Regions from separate parts of the Homo sapiens genome. Here region 2 is linked to region 1. The links are chromatin loops, found by intact Hi-C in ENCODE. Cell type or tissue: PC-3. All regions are shown on one strand. Each heading gives the region's core, and the rest is flanking DNA. Links, peaks and the distances in the headings are about the cores only.

Region 1 (7,982 bases), core at 960-5,959:
TCATGGGGCAGGAGTTCTAACCCAGAGAAGCAAACCAAAAAGACCTGAGTCTGTTGCCTCCTCTCTACCTGGCACTGAGAAACAAAAACAAGGTTGTCATTCAGAGAGAAGTGAACCATATTTTCCCTGCCCTCAATCCCGCAGAGGATGGCTCAGAGATTTTCCCCAGGGGCACAATCAGGCCGTGGAAGGAAGAGCTCTGAATCCCTCCCTAGAGAACTGACTTCATTTGCAACAGAGTGTGAAGTTCAAGTCTAAGTGTGCTCTCAAAAACAGTTGTGGTTGTGGTGAAAGGCAATAGAGAGGAAATTGGTAGATTCCTTGGAGGTAAAGGCTAAATTGTAGGCATCCAGATCAGAGAGGAAGAGGTAAAACTATCTCTATTTAACATGCTTGTCTATATGGAAAATCCTAAGAAATCCACTAAAAATATATTAAAATTAATAAATGAGGCTGGGCACGGTGGCTCACGCCTATAATCCCAGCACTTTGGGAGGCCGAGGTGAGCGGATCATCTGAGCTCAGGTTTCGAGACCAGCCTGGGCAACATAGTGAAACCCCATCTCTACTAAAAATACAAAAAATTAGCCTGGCATGATGGCGCACGCCTGTGGTCCAAGCTATTTGGGGGGCTGAGGTGGGAGGATGGCTTCAGCCCAAGAGGCAGAGGTTGCAGTGAGCCGAGATCACACCACTGCACTCCAATCTGGGTGACAGAGTGAGACCTCATCTCAAAAAAAAAAAAAAAGAATTCAGCAAGATTTTAAGATAAAAGATCAATATATTAAAAATTGTGTTTCTACACATTTGCAGTGAACAAATCCAAAAATAAGATTAAGAAAACAATTCCATTTATAATTGCATCCGAAAGAATAAAACACTTAGCAATAAATTTAGTAAAAGTCCAAAACTTATTCTCCGATAATTACAAAACATTGTTGAAAGAAGTTAAATATCTAAATAGATGGAAAAACTGCTTATGTTCATGTATTAGAAGACTTAATATTGTTAGGATGACAACACTCCTCAAGTTGATAAACCGATTAAATGCAAGCCCAATTAGAATCCCAGCTGGCTGCTTTGTAGAAACTGACAGGCTGATTCTAAATTTCACATGGAATTACAAGGGGCCTCAAATAGCCAAAACAATATTGAAAAGAAGAATAAGCTTGGGGGACTCGCACTCCCAATTTCAAAACTTTAAAAGCAACAGTAATCAAGACCATGCAGTACTGGCGTAAAGATAAACATATAGATGAATGGAATAGAATTGAAAGTCCAGAAATAAGTCCATGTCTCTATGGTCAACTGATTTTCAACAAGGGTACCACGACTATTCAGAGGGGAAAGGACAGTCTTCTCAACTGCTGCTGGGACAACTGGATACCCACATATCCAGCAAAAGAATGAATGAAGTTGGATCCTTTCTTCACACCATATACAAAAAGTAACTCAAAATGAATCAAAGACCTAAATATAAGAGCTAAAATATAAAACTCAGAAGAAAACTTAGTGATAAATTTTCATAACCTCAGAATTGCCACTTACATATGACACCAAAAGCACAAGCAACAAAAGAAAAACTAAATTGAACAACATCAAAATTTAAAACTTGTGCTTCAAAAGACACTGTCAAGAAAAGGAAAGACAGGCACGGTAGTGCACACCTATAGTCTCAGCTTCTCGGGAGGGTGAGGCAGGAGGATCCCTTGAGCCCAGGAGTTCGAGGCTGCAGTAAGCTATGATCTCACCATTGCACTCCAGCCTGGGTGACAAAGTGAGATCCCATCTCTTAAAAAACAAACAACTGAAAAGATAACCCACTGAACCAGAGAAAACATTTGCAAATTATATATCTGATAAGGGACTTCTATCTAAAATACATAATGAACTCTTACAGCTTGATAATAGAAAAGACAGTTTGAAAACAGGCAAAGGATCAGAGACATTTTTCCAAAGAAGATATACAAATGGCCAACAGCCACATGAGAAAGATGTTTGACATCATCAGTCATCGGGGATGTGCACATCAAAATCACAATGAGATATCACGTCATACCCACTAGAATGGCTAGAATCAGAGTCAGGTAATAGCAAACATTGGTAAGGAGGTGGAGAAATCATACCCTCCTAATGAGAATGTCAAATGTAGCCACTGTGGAAAACACTCTGGCAGTTCCTCAAACACCTACACATTGAGTTACCATATGATCCAGCAATTCCACTCCCTGGAATATACCTAAGAGAAATGAAAGCATATGCCCCCACCAAGGCTTGTACATGAATGTTTACAGCAATTATTTAAAATAACCAAAGGGTGCAAACAACCCGTGTATACCAACTAATGAATGGATAAATGAAATGGATGCCAACTGATGAAGAGATGAACAAAAATATCCATACAACGGGATATTATTCAGGTGTAAAAAGGAATGAAGTACTGAACATGCTTCAACATGAATAAACCTTGAAAACATTATGCTAAGTGAAAGAAGCCAGTCACAAAAGACCACATATTATATGAAATGTCCAGGATAAGTAAATCTGTAGAGACAGAAAATAGAATAGTGATTGCTTTGGAGGGGAGGGTGCAAGGAGGGAGGAGAGGGAGGAAAAGGGAGTGATAACTAAGGGTAGAGGGTTCTTTTTGTGGTGATGAAAATTGATGTGGTTATCGTTGCATATATCTGTGAACGTGCATAAAATCATTGAATTGCACATTTTAAATGGGTGAAGTGTTTGGTATATGAATTATATCTCAATAAAGCTGGTTTTTAAAATGACAGCAATAATTCTCTTTGTCCTCTTCATATCTCAAAGGGTGGTTGGGAACATCAAATGAGAGGATTTATATAAAAGTACTTGGTACTCTATGCAGTGCTATACAAATGTAGCCTATTATAGTATTGAATGGGATTAATCAGCTTTTCACCAGCACCTGTCAGTACAAAACTCCGAAGCTGCCATTCCTAAAACTACCTTCGCCCCCAATTAGAATTCCTTTTCTTTAGTGGTTAAAACTCATTGACAGAGCCCAACCCTTGAAATAGTGCTGCATAATAATTGCTTATGGAATGCTTCTTACCTTCATAGCCTTTAGAAAAAAAGAAAATAACGTTTCTTTTATATGTTTTCCTAAGACTCAACTCAAGTGTGTGTAATTACCACACATACCAAGCTCCTCATTATGTCAGCCCTGGAGCCCACGTGGCCATTATAATAATTTGCTAACTGGCAATTGTTCCTTTCTTCTCACAGTCCCAACCCCAGTCTTACATTTTGGCCATTGCTCTGCCCTTCTGAACTGGGGTGAATAGCAGTGTGAAGGCAAAGGGGATGAGAATGAAATATGCTCCAAGTGGCAAGTTTGAGAGTAATATAGACAGAAGCTGGTCCTTGGCCAGGTGAGCCTATGAGTGCAACACCAACGCAGCATTTACACCTAGGACAAGGAGGGGCGGAACAAGTCCCCTATGCAAAACTGAGGCCCAGAGAGACTCAGTCACCAGGAAAAGTCACACCGCTAGTGGGTGTGGTACTAGGGCTCAAACTCTGTGTTTGGCAGCATTACTCTACACCGCCCATTGAAAAACAGGTGCCCTACGAAAGTTTCAAAATTACTGCACATCAAAGTATCTTCAAAATGTATAAAATGTTTCCTACCTCTGTTTTTCCATATGAATGCCGATCCGACAGTGCATGTTGCCCCTTTTCCCCAGAGGCATCTTTTGATTTAGCCTCAAAAACAATGGAAATCCGAATATCCATGTTTGCCGACCTTAGCTTTTGCAGAAAAATTGTGGAGTAACAGCGCCCTCGGGTAGTCACTCGCGTTTTCTCAGCCGGCCTTTGAGCGCGGAGAAGTGGGGCTAAGAATGCCGCCGCTGCCCCCTGGTGGGCTTTGGACGCCTGGGCCCTCCTTACTGAGTAAAGGGCGTCTTCCCAGGATCTGCCTGCCTATGGGCCCGCGGAGTCACCTGGGAGACCCATTCCCAGTCCTGGCCTAGGCAGATCCTGAGGCGTGGCCTCTCCCACCTCAGCTGAAACCAATTAGCTGAAACCAAAATTGGAATCAAAGCCCTTGGCAGGGGGTGTTTTAAGATCCACACACGCTGGGACCTGGGAAGGCCTGAAGGCTTCGTGGCCAGAAACCCCTGCTGCCACCTATCTCTGGGCCCAAGCCTACGTTTCCTCCCCTGGAGCAGCGGCTCTTTAGCTAAGGGATTGTTCCCTTTTTGGAAAAAAAAAAAATCACCAAGCTCTAGGGTTGAGGTATGGGTAGCAACACTCTAATTAGTTATTTATATCTTAGTGTGAAATACGTTCATCTGACCCTTACCTGGTAGCAGGTGTTTCAGGGGAAAAGAAAGAATCTAAGAATAATGAGAGCCTACAGTAGGCATGGAAGGCAAGGGGAGAGAAAGGGAGAAGAAAGGGAGGAACGGCAATGGGGAGGGGAGGACAAGGGAAGGGAAGCGAGGGGAAGTGAGGGGAGAGGAGGGAAGGAGAAAGGAAGGGAGGGAAGCAGAGGACAGAGGAGGAGAGAGGAGAGGGGTGGGGAGGAGGCCAGCTAGACCCTTCTGCAGTCTTACTCAGTCCTCATTGCCCTAGTCTAGGCTTCAAATGCGTAAAGAATTTGCAAGTGCACTCTTGTTCAATTCGCAAGACATTTCAGGGCTCCCACGGACTCCCACCATTGCTTAGTGTATTACTCTGAGTTCTCCAGAGAAACAGAACCAGAACCAATAGAAAAAATATATATCTCATATATATGAATTACTATATATGCAATATATATGACTTAATATAAGGAATTGGCTCATGGGATTATAGAGGTTGACAAGTCCCAGATCTGCCGTCAACACACTGCAGATCCAGGAGAGATGATGGTGTAAGTTCCAGTTCAAATCTGATTGCAGAGGAAGACCAATGTCTCAGCCCAAAGGCAGCCAGGCAGAGAAAGAAAATCCATCCTTACTCAGCCTCTCAGTCTATTCAGGCCTTCAACAGACAATAAAGTCCACTCACACTGGGAGTGGGAGGGCTCTGTTTTCCTCAGTCCACTCATTCACAGGTGATCTTAACCAGAAACACCCTCATAGACACACACAAAATCACCTTAATCAAGTATCTGGGCACCCCATGGCCCAGTCAAGTGCACACATGCAATTGCCCTCCCAGTTGGCAGTAGCAGCACCTGTCGGCCACGCTACCTTCTGGTTGCTTGTGCCAGGCTGCTCTCCCACTAGACAGTAGAGGCTGAGGGCAGAAACAGCCTTTTCTAGCACAAGATCCTGGTATCTAGCACAAGAACTAACACAGGAAATGGTAAGTGCTCAGGATGTTTTAAAACTGCAAAAATGGACAAATGAACAAATGCACATACCTGGGTCCAATATAAAGAAAATACAGGCCAGGCACAGTGGCTCATGCCTGTAATCTCAGCACTTTGGGAGGCCAAGGCAGGTGGATCACTTGAGGTCAGGAGTTCGAGACCAGCCTAGCAACATGGCGAAACCCTGTCTCTACTAAAAATGCAAAAAGCAGTCGGCCATGGTGGTGCACACTTGTAATCTCAGTTAGTTGGGAGGCTGAGGCAGGTGGATCACTTGAATCCGGGAGGCGGAGGTTGCAGTGAGCCGAGATTGCACCAAGCCATATAGTAGTTGTCTCATTATACATCTATGTCCTTTATAGAGGACAGTGAGCTCCTAGAGTTAGGAGCCAAGTAGGTCACTGCATCCCCAGTGCTAAGTATGATGTTTGACACATAGTTGGTGCTCAGTAAATATTTGGTGACCCAGAGATGAATAGACCCATCAGTGAGGGAGAGAATGAAGCCAGCCAGCTGTCTCCCCAGAGATGGGGCGGGCTCAGATTCTCATTTGGAGCTAACTAAGAGTTACTCTTACCTGTGGTCAGGATCAGAGACAGGCTTTTACAAACTGGTATCCTGATATTCTCTTCAAACAGATTTGAGAAACCTTTGTAAAATTCCAATCTTGCTGCCTGTCACCACAGTTATCCAGAAACTGTCAAAACCAATAGGACTCCTTGGGGGGAAAGCCAGGAAGGCTGTACAATTACTGCTGTCTGTCAGGAGACTATGACAGCACCTTGGGCCCTTCCAGGGGAGGATGAAAGTTCTGATTTCTTCCTACTGGAGGTAAAAACAAGAAAAAAAAAGTTCTGATTAGGTGGACTCTGTCACACCTAGCAAGCCTGCTGGGCTGACTGGAGAGCTGCCCTAATGCTGGGAGACAGGTTTCCAGAACAATCTGGAGCAGAGTGAAGAGATCCGGCTCGACTTAATTGTACTTACCTACTAAAAAGTCTCTGCTGCTCAGAAAATGCAAGAAAGAGAAATCTACCTTTTGGGTTTCTGTGCCTCAGTTTTGCTTGTAAAAATATTAACAATGGGCCAGGTGCGGTAGTTCATGCCTGTAATTCCAGCACTTTGGGAGGCTGAGGTGGGCAGATCATATGGTCAGAAGAGCAAGACCATCCTGGCCAACATGGTGAAACCCCGTCTCTACTAAAATACAAAAAATTAGCCAGGCGTGGTGGTGCGTGCCTGTAGTCCCAGCTACTTGGGAGGCTGAGGTAGAGGAATCGCTTGAACCCTGGAGGCAGACGTTGCAGTAAGCCAAGATCGCGCCACTGCACTCCAGCCTGGGTGACAGAGCGAGATTCTGTCTCAAAAAAATAAAATAAAATAAAATAACGAAGGCCCCACGGAGAGTCACAGGCAAGTGAAGAGAAGCTGTTGGGTAGGTACAGAGCTTTCACAGAAGCTTAGGGAGCACAGCAACCCCCAGCTCCTCAGGTGGGAGGGAAAAGCAAACCTCTGGTTAGCCAAGTTTTCTGCCAGCTCACAGAGACCGTACTGGGTAGCAATGAAGATGTGGGACCTAGAATCAGAGCTGCTCTCAAATCCTGGCTCTGTCATTTACTTGCTTGGCCCATTACTGTGGTAGCACCAAAGGGAAGCTTGGAGGGATGTTAAACAGCTGTGACCTCCATGAGTTCCCAAGCTGTCCCAAGTGATGATAATAATCATTATCGTGATGGACAGTTCTCACACTTATGTAAAGTATAAATATAACCATATGAGAATTTTTTGGTATTTTTTATCACAATCTAAGTTAATATGTGTGCTTTTCATGCAAACACAGCATCAAGGCAATTCCCTGAGCAGTGCCCCCACCACCCCGTCACCACGATAAACCCCTCCTCTATGTGAATTCTGGAGCCAACACTGACAAATCTCCATTCCTCTCTAAACCTTGGTTTTCTTCTCTGTTACAGCAATAAAGGCTAATATAGTTATTGAGTACTTTCTGTTTGCCAGGCACTGAGCCAGATGTTTTTATGTGAATTATCCCATTTAATCCTTACAACAACAGTATGAAGTAGGTCCTTACCATTCTGTGCTTCAGTTTCTCAAAAGATAGAGACAATAATACCTACCTCCTGGGATTGGAGTCGGGGCTAAAAACAGAAGATGCATGTGGGATATCTGGCCCTGGTGGTGCTCAATGGTACAGTTCTAACAGTTGTAATGATTACAGTGATGTTGGAGAGGCTGCAGGTGAGGAAGTGAAGCAGGAAGAGGAAAAAGATGAGGAAGATGAAATCATGGTTCCTGGTGGGCAGAGATGCCAGCGTATACTTAGACCCTCCCTCAAGTGCTCATCCACAGATGCTGTCCCTCCTGACCATGAGACCTGAAGTGTCTCAGCAGCGTCACCATGCTTGGTTTTATTCATCCACACTCAGCTGAAGTAAAGAGGGGGCCTGCAGAGATCTATAGAGTAAGTGGGTCTGGCCTTGATGTCCCTGGCCTTGGCTGTCAACATCTTATTTCTCTTTTGGTGACACCCCCTCCCCTCAGAAGGGCCCCTCCCTAAGCAAGTTACTTACAAGGAGTTAGAGGGAGAGGGAAAAAAAGGAACAATCCAAAGTAGCCCAGGTCTAGGACT
Region 2 (7,982 bases), core at 1,925-6,924, 540 kb before region 1:
GCAAAGTTTCAGAATACAAAATCAACGTACAAAAATTAATAGCATTTCTATACACCAATAACATCCCAGCTGAGAAACAAATCAAGAGTTTAATGCCACTCATAATAGCCACAAAAAGAATAAAATACCTAGGAATATTTGGGAGGCCGAGGCAGGTGGAACACGCTGTCAAGAGATCAAGACCATCCCGGCCAACATGGTGAAACCCCTTCTCTACTAAAAATACAAAAATTAGCTGAGCGTGGTGGTGCACACCTGTAGTCCCAGCTACTCAGGAGGCTGAGGCGGGAGAATCGCTTGAACCCAGGAGGTGAGGTTGCAGTGAGCTGTGATCACACCACTACACTCCAGCCTGGTGACAGAGCGAGACTTTATCTCAAAAAAAAAAAACAAAAACCTAGGAATACAGTAACCAGGGAGGTGAAAGATCTCTACAATTAGAATTACAAGACACTGCTGAAAGAAATCAGAGGCAACACAAACAAATGTAAAAACCTTCTATGCTCATGGATAGGAAGAATCAATATTGGTAAAATGGCCATACTTCTCAAAAGCAATTTAAAGACTCAATGCCAGTCCTATCAGATTACCAAGAACGTTTTTCACAGCATTAGCAAAAGCCATTCTAAAATTCTTATGGAATCAAAAAAGAGCCCAAGTAGCCAAAGTAATCCTAAGCAAGAAGAATAGAGCTGGAGGCATCACAAGTACCTGACTTCAAACTATACTACAAGGCTACAGTAACTAAAACAATATTGTACTGGTACAAAAACAGTTACACAGACCAATGAAACAGGTTAGAGAACCGAGAAATAAAGCCACACAACTACAGCTATCTGACCTTTGACAAAGCCGATAATAACAAGCAATGGGGAAAGTTTACCCTATTCAGTAGATGGTGCTGGGATAACTGGCTAGCCATATGCAGAAGATTGAAGCTGGACCCCTACCTTTTACCACATGCAAAAATCAATTTAAGATGGATTAAATGCTTAAATATAAAACCTAAAACTATAAAAACCTTAGAAGAGAACTTAGGGAATACTATTCTGGACATCAGCCCTTGCAAAGACTTCATGACAAAGATTCCAAAAGCAATTGCATCAAAAACAAAACTTGACAAATGAACCTAATTAAACTAAAGAGTTTCTGCACAGCAAAAGAAACTGTCAAAAGAGTAAACAGACAACCTAAGAACAGGAGATAGTTTTTGCAAATTATGCATCCAACAAAGGTCTAATATCCAGAATCTATAAAGAACTTAAATCAATAAGCAAAAAACAAACAAACCCATTAAAAATGGGTAAAGGACTTGAACATACACTTCTCAAAAAAAGACATACATTTGGCCATCAAGTAGATGAAAAAATGCTCAATGTTGCTAATCATTAGAGAAATGCAAATCAAAACCACAATGAGATACCATCTCATACCAGTCAGAATGGCTTTTATTAAAAAGTCAAAAAATAACATGCTGGTGAAGTTGCAGAGAAAAGTGAACACTTATACACTGCTAGTGGGAATGTAAATTAGCTCAGCCACTGTGGAAAATAGTCTGGAGATTTCTCAAAGAACTTTAAAAGAACTACCATTCAACCCAGCAGTCCCATTACTGGGTATATACCCAAAGGAATATAAACTGTTCTACCATAAAGATGCATGCGCATTTATCTTCAGCGCAGCACCATTCACAATAGCAAAGACATGGAATCAGCCTAGATCTCCATCAACAGTGGACTGGATAAAAAAAAAAGTGGTATGTATACACCATGGAATCCTATGCAGCCATAGAAAAAGAACAAGATCATGTCCTTAACCAGCAACATGGATGCAGCTGGAGGCCATTATCCTAAGCAAATTAATGTGGGAACAGAAAACCAAATACCACATGTTCTCTTTAAGTTGGAGCTAAACCTTGAGTACACATGGACACAAAGAAAGGAACAATTAACATCAGGACCTACTTGAGAGTGAAGGGTGGGAGGAGGGTGAGGACTGAAAAACTGCCTATCAGATATTATGCCAATTACCTAGGTGACAAAATTATCTGTACACCAAATCCATGTGACACATAATTTATCCACATAACAAACCTGCACATGTACCCCTTGAACCTAAAATAAAAGTTAGATAGAAAAAATAAAACATAATACTGTGGTTACTGTGGCATGCGCCTGTACTTCCAGTAACTCGAGAGGCTGAGGTGAGTGGATTGCTTGATCCTAGGAGTTCAAGTCCCGCCTGGGCAACATAGCAAGACAATGTCTCTAAATAAATAAATAAAAGTAATATACAAAAATAGGTTCCATTCTTTTTCACCAGCAATGAGCAGTTAGATATTTTTAAATGCAATTTCCAACACAATTAGCCACAAAATTAAGTACCTAGCAATACATCTAAACAAAATATTTGTAAAAATGGTGTGGAAAATTTTTGCAATTAAAGAAATTATAATCATTTATTAAAGAACTAAATAAATGGACAGTTATTTTATATTCATGATAGGAAAACTCAATATTATAAAATTATCAATCTTCTCCTATATTAATGAATACACTTAATACAATTTCAACCAAAATCCCAATGGGATTTTTAATAAAACTTGATTGATAAAAAGTGATTTAAAAATTTGTGTGGAAAACCAAAGGGCCAATATTAAGACAACTTTAAAGAATAAGTTGTGCAGAGGTGGGATGGTTGTGGAGGAGGTGGAAGAGAGAATCTGACCTATCTGATATAACTTATTATTGAAGCTAGAGTAATTAAGTTAGTTAGTGCCATACTCATTCACAAATAAACAAACAGACCAATGGAAATTGAAGATAATGTAGAATCAGATATAAGTATATTTTGAAACTTGATTTTTGATAAATTGATTATGCACTACAGATCTATAAGGAAATGAACAATTTAATAAATGATACCAGTACAATTGGTTATCCAAATGAAAAAAAAAATACTCTCCCTCACACAAATGCGCACGTGCGCGCACACACACAAACACACACCCCGCAAAATTACATTCCAATTGATTAAAGGCTTAACTGTTAAAATCAAAATCTTAAAACTCTTGGGAGAACATTTAAGATAATATTTTATGACCTTATAAGGAAAGGGGAAGCAGTAAAGATTTCTTAAAACAAAGCACTAAAAGAAACAGAAAGAAAATATTAATGACTTTGACTGCATTAAAATTGCAAACTTGTGTTAGTCCAAAGTCGTAATAAACAAGGTGAGAAAATAAGATACAAGCTGGGAGAAGAGATTTGTGATATATGGAATGAACAAAATATAAGTATGTATAAAAACATATACATGTAACTAAATAAGACAGCCCAGTAGAATAACGGGCACAAGATAGGAACCAGAAATTCACATAGAGATATAGATGTCCGATAACTTTATGAGTAGCTATACGTTTTTCCATAATAACCAATAACATAAATTGAAATGATAACATCATTCTGCACCCATTTTAAGTCTCATACGATCAAGCATTATAGGAAATATGAAGTAAGTGGAACTCTTAAACATTGCCATTGAGGATGTAAATTGGCAAAATCACTTTGGAGAACAATTTGACAATATCTGATATGCTTGAAGATGCATGTATCCTACAACCCAGCAATTCAATTCCAGGGTACATACCCTATAAAAACTCTTGACATGAGCACATAGAGACAAGTACAGAGTGTTTATTCCAGCATTGTCTGTAATAGCAAAAGAAAGCCACCAAAACATTAACCAACGGGAAAAATACTTAAGTTGTGGTTTGATAATAACATGGAATCCTGTAGCATTTTTTTAAGTAAATGAATTAAAGACACAGTAATTTCAAAACAAAAATGTGTTAAAAAGAAGTTTCAGGAGAACACATAAAGTATGATACTGCTTTTTAAAAATTTTTAAAGATACAAAATACATATTACTTGGGGATACAAATGGAGTAAAATTATTAAGAAATGTGTAGGAACAATAAAATTCAAGACAATGATTGCACCTGAGTAGGGAAAAAGGGTGATGAGTTTGGATAAGTATATGTTTAATGTGGGGCTTCAATTATATGTATATATATATGTAGATATATATATATATATATACACACACACACACACATAGACATACACATATATTGGTTCTATTTCTTAAAGTAGATGTAGGTAAACGGGCTTTCATTGTACCTTTTAACATCTTTACATGTACTTAAATATTGTGTAATACACTTTTAATAAACAGCAGAAGTTAATAACGACTAGCATATTTTGAGCTCTTCATCATAAGTCTAGTCCTTTCTAAAGTTTACATGCATTCTCTTATTTGCTCTTAGTCTTTGAAGATGTTCTTTTATACCTCTTTTATTTAACAGGAATCTGAGGCCTTTAGAAATTAAATAATCTACCTACGGCTGTATAGGTAGGTGTTAGGTGCCAGAGCCAGAATATGAAATGGGAGCAGTCTGACTTTTAAAAGCTCACACCTTTAATCTCTATGAAGATTAATCAGCCTCTTTTTGAAAGGCCTCATTAACTTCAAAGAAGTCCTCAGGTTAGTGCAACTACCATTTCTACCTCTGGATGCAGCTATAACTACAGCAATAGAGCACAACAGCTTTGGCCTCTAAATTCAGTGATTTTCTGAGGCTAGAAGAGCATTTTCTCAGGAGCATAGGGTATGAGTCATTTCCTTAGGTATCTGTTTATTCGTTCAACAAATATTTATCTAGAGCCTACATAGCACAGTGGTAAACCACAAGTTATTTCTTGTCTACATCATTTTTGCAATTTGCCAAGCTTTTGGGACACAAATTTGAGATTTCTATTTTCATTTCCAGCGAATGCAGGGAATGTTGTGATTAATTATTAGCCATTTTAGAACTTGCAACCTGGCTTACTGTGGAACTCACTTAAGCCTAACCATTGTTTACCTGAAAATTCATATAGTGCCCCACTTTTACTTAAAAAAAAGTGTATATTGAAAACTTTTAATATACTTTTAGCTACACAAAGGACAAATTGAAATGAAAATATTATTTTTAAGTTTTATATGATTACCTCCTTTTTCTCTCTGTATTTCCTTCTTTTTTTCCCACAGATCAACGAATATCTCTTTAACTCTTTCTACTCCAGTGAGATTTTGAGATTTTCTTTGACCACGTACTAGACACATTGAAATTTTCCTTGACCATGTACTAGATGTATTTTATACTCTGTACTTTCTTTCATATGTGTGTGGAGACTTCATTGGATAGGCAGAAGTCCTGTACTTTCCACAAGATGCTGAGCTCCCAGTAGCTGATAGAAATGCTGAGATGGATGCCTTTGGGTTTATACTTTTTTATTTTAGTTAAACGTGTTTTACAGCCTGTGACGTAGAAGGCATGGGTTAACTTTAATTACATTCTCTCTAATTAAAATGGGTATACTGAATCTAAGTAATGTTCCACCTAGAATAATGAACAGTGTAATTAAGACTCTCTTGGCCAGTTTGTGCATGTGAACTTTATAGCTAATAACAGCTACACCTCTAAGTCATTGTGACCTCTTTTTAAATGATACAAACCTAATAATGTGAAAATTAACCCTCATTTTTACTTCTCGTCCAATCCAATCCAGTGATTATCTGATAGAAGTATTCAAATACTCCATCTCATCTTTTCTTTAACCATTTATTTCCTTTTTTATATTGAATATTTTAGGGACCTGAAGGAATTGTGGGAATTCCAGGGCAAAGAGGTCGTCCAGGAAAAAAGGTAATTTTTTACATCTTCTTATGCAGGTTTTCTTTCTTCTGATGTGCCCAGAACTCCATAGACTGCTGTAATGTTTTTAATTTGGACTAGATAGTAAAGTAGTAAAGAATTATAAATGTTGCTTTAAAAGATACATTTATATAAATTAATATTTAATTTCAGTTAGGAGTACTTATTATCGTGATTATTTGAAGGCAAATTTTCCATTTTGTAGTTTGTAAAAAATCTTGGCTTTTCCTTCTTTCTCTTGTTTGCCAAAAATTCTTTTAGTAGACCATGGGCAAGAAGAAAGATAAAAGGAAAATACTATACCATTTGTGCTTTTCAATGACAACTTTAGTAAAGTATTTGAGGGAAGAGAATGTAACTATAATTATTTGTTGTCAATGTGTTTTTCTAAGTTGGTTTTATTTTTTCCATATATGAAGAACTACAAATCAAGAATATTTTTATTTGCTTACTTTATATTTTACTAAAAATATTTTACTAAAATCAACATTCATAGTGAGACAGTGCAAGTCTTTGTATAATAACAACCTGCACCCCTGGAAAAATAAAATAAAGCCTCTTAGCTGTTATGAATCCCAAAAATTTCCTGTCCAACTGTGTTCACAGTAGTTTTTCTTTGTATCTTCTTGTTTATCAATAATAGAACAGGTTGGTTCTCACTTAGGAAAATGAAGAATAACACAATGTTGTTTAAGAACAGCTATATTTTGGTGCTAAAGAAAGGTCAGTTTGTTGGCTGGGCGCAGTGGCTCACACCTGTAATCCCAGCACTTTGGGAGGCCGAGGTGGGCGGATCGCTTGAAGTCAGGAGATCGAAACCAGCCTGGCCAACATGGTGAAACCCTGTCTCTGCTAAAACTACAAAAATTAACTGGACGTGTTGATGGGTGCCTGTAATCCCAGCTACTTGGGAGGCTGAGGCAGGAGAATCGCTTGAATCCAGGAGGCAGAGGTTGCAGTGAACTGAGATCTTGCCACTGCATTCCAGCCTAGGTGATATAGTGAGACTTGGTCTCAAAAAAAACAACAACAAAAAAGAAAGGTCAGTGTGTCTAATAGAAAACAGAAGATAATTAGTTTTCTGAAAGATGTAAAGTGATGTAAAAATGTTGCAGATTTTTCAAGGCATACTCCAAGCCAATGAGTGATGATCCTGAATGTACAGAACTGCACACTGGAGCTCTTTTTGTATTGAACAGACCTTGTTGCATTGAAATTCTCTATAGAAACAGACTTTCCAAAGAGCTTATGATTTCTTATAGTAACAACACATACATGCATACTTACATACATATATAGCAAAATTCAAAAGTAAAAAACGGTTATTTGGATTCAACATGAGCACCAGATGCCCCCTGCTTGTTTGGTCAAAATTTTTATTTTATCTTTTTCCAAAATTACTTTTATTTTTAAAATAACTTATATAGTGATGGTATGTTATTGTTGTTAATAGTGATCTGTAATACTGTTAACCAGATAATCCTCAGGAGCTATTCAGGAATATGATATAGTTAATTAATCTAAGTATAAATTTTTTTCTTGCTTTTCTCTCTTAATAATGTCATCCACAGGGTGATAAAGGACAAATAGGACCCACAGGAGAAGTTGGAAGCAGAGGTCCTCCTGGAAAAATTGGGAAAAGTGGTCCTAAGGGTGCCAGAGGAACTAGAGGTGCTGTGGTCAGTATTTGACTTGCTTCCAGAATTGAGTCACTGTGGATGGGAAAGAAACGTATCCATGCCCTTAAAGTTTCATCCCTTGATTAGCTTTACAGACAAAGCAATAGTTCCATTGAAAATAATCTACCTCCATGGGATGTGGAGAATTGTAAGCATTCCACAGTACTTAAACGGCTTAGTGGTTTCTGGACATGAAAAAGGAAAGAGAAAAAAATGAAAATGGAAATAAAATATGAAATGAGGTTTTAAAAAGTAAGATTATAACTCCTAACCAAACTAGGAAATTTTATATGGCCAGCACTTAAAATTGGGATTTAGTATCTGTATAAAACTATGCTGTCATGGTTGACAAATTGCTTTGAAAATTAGGTTTACTTGAAATGGATTTTCTTTCTCTGGTTGGAAACAAACCTGCTTTATTTGGATATTATTTTTCTAACCAATTGTGATAAATCTAACATCTAATTTTATCTTTCATCTTTCTCAGGAACTTTGCATGATGTTAGGAACAAGTGTAGCATGATACTTATGAACTCTTATATTAG

The links. Peaks named below come from ENCODE experiments on the same cell type or tissue, not always from the same donor. Only the 100,000 strongest peaks of a DNase experiment are listed, where the experiment ranks them.
Region 2: a loop joins it to region 1, with 15 times the contacts of the local background. A loop is called at or near these places in 5 of 110 quality-filtered maps.

What each region holds. Positions count from the first base shown.
Region 1 is chr1:85,304,217-85,312,198 of GRCh38, reverse strand. No RefSeq gene overlaps it. Among named protein-coding and RNA genes, the nearest start is that of BCL10, 32 kb to the right of the region's middle. RefSeq lists an enhancer at 3,513-4,013. In PC-3, for the core only: a CTCF peak has its summit at 3,852 (motif pointing left); a DNase peak (open chromatin) is centred at 3,868; H3K4me3 peaks cover 469 bases; H3K27ac peaks cover 462 bases.
Region 2 is chr1:85,847,120-85,855,101 of GRCh38, reverse strand. It overlaps COL24A1 (collagen type XXIV alpha 1 chain), which reads left to right. Exons shown (of 60, transcript NM_152890.7): 38 at 5,696-5,749; 39 at 7,330-7,437. Among named protein-coding and RNA genes, the nearest start is that of ZNHIT6, 140 kb to the right of the region's middle. In PC-3, for the core only: a CTCF peak has its summit at 4,565; a DNase peak (open chromatin) is centred at 4,711; H3K4me3 peaks cover 504 bases; H3K27ac peaks cover 2,260 bases.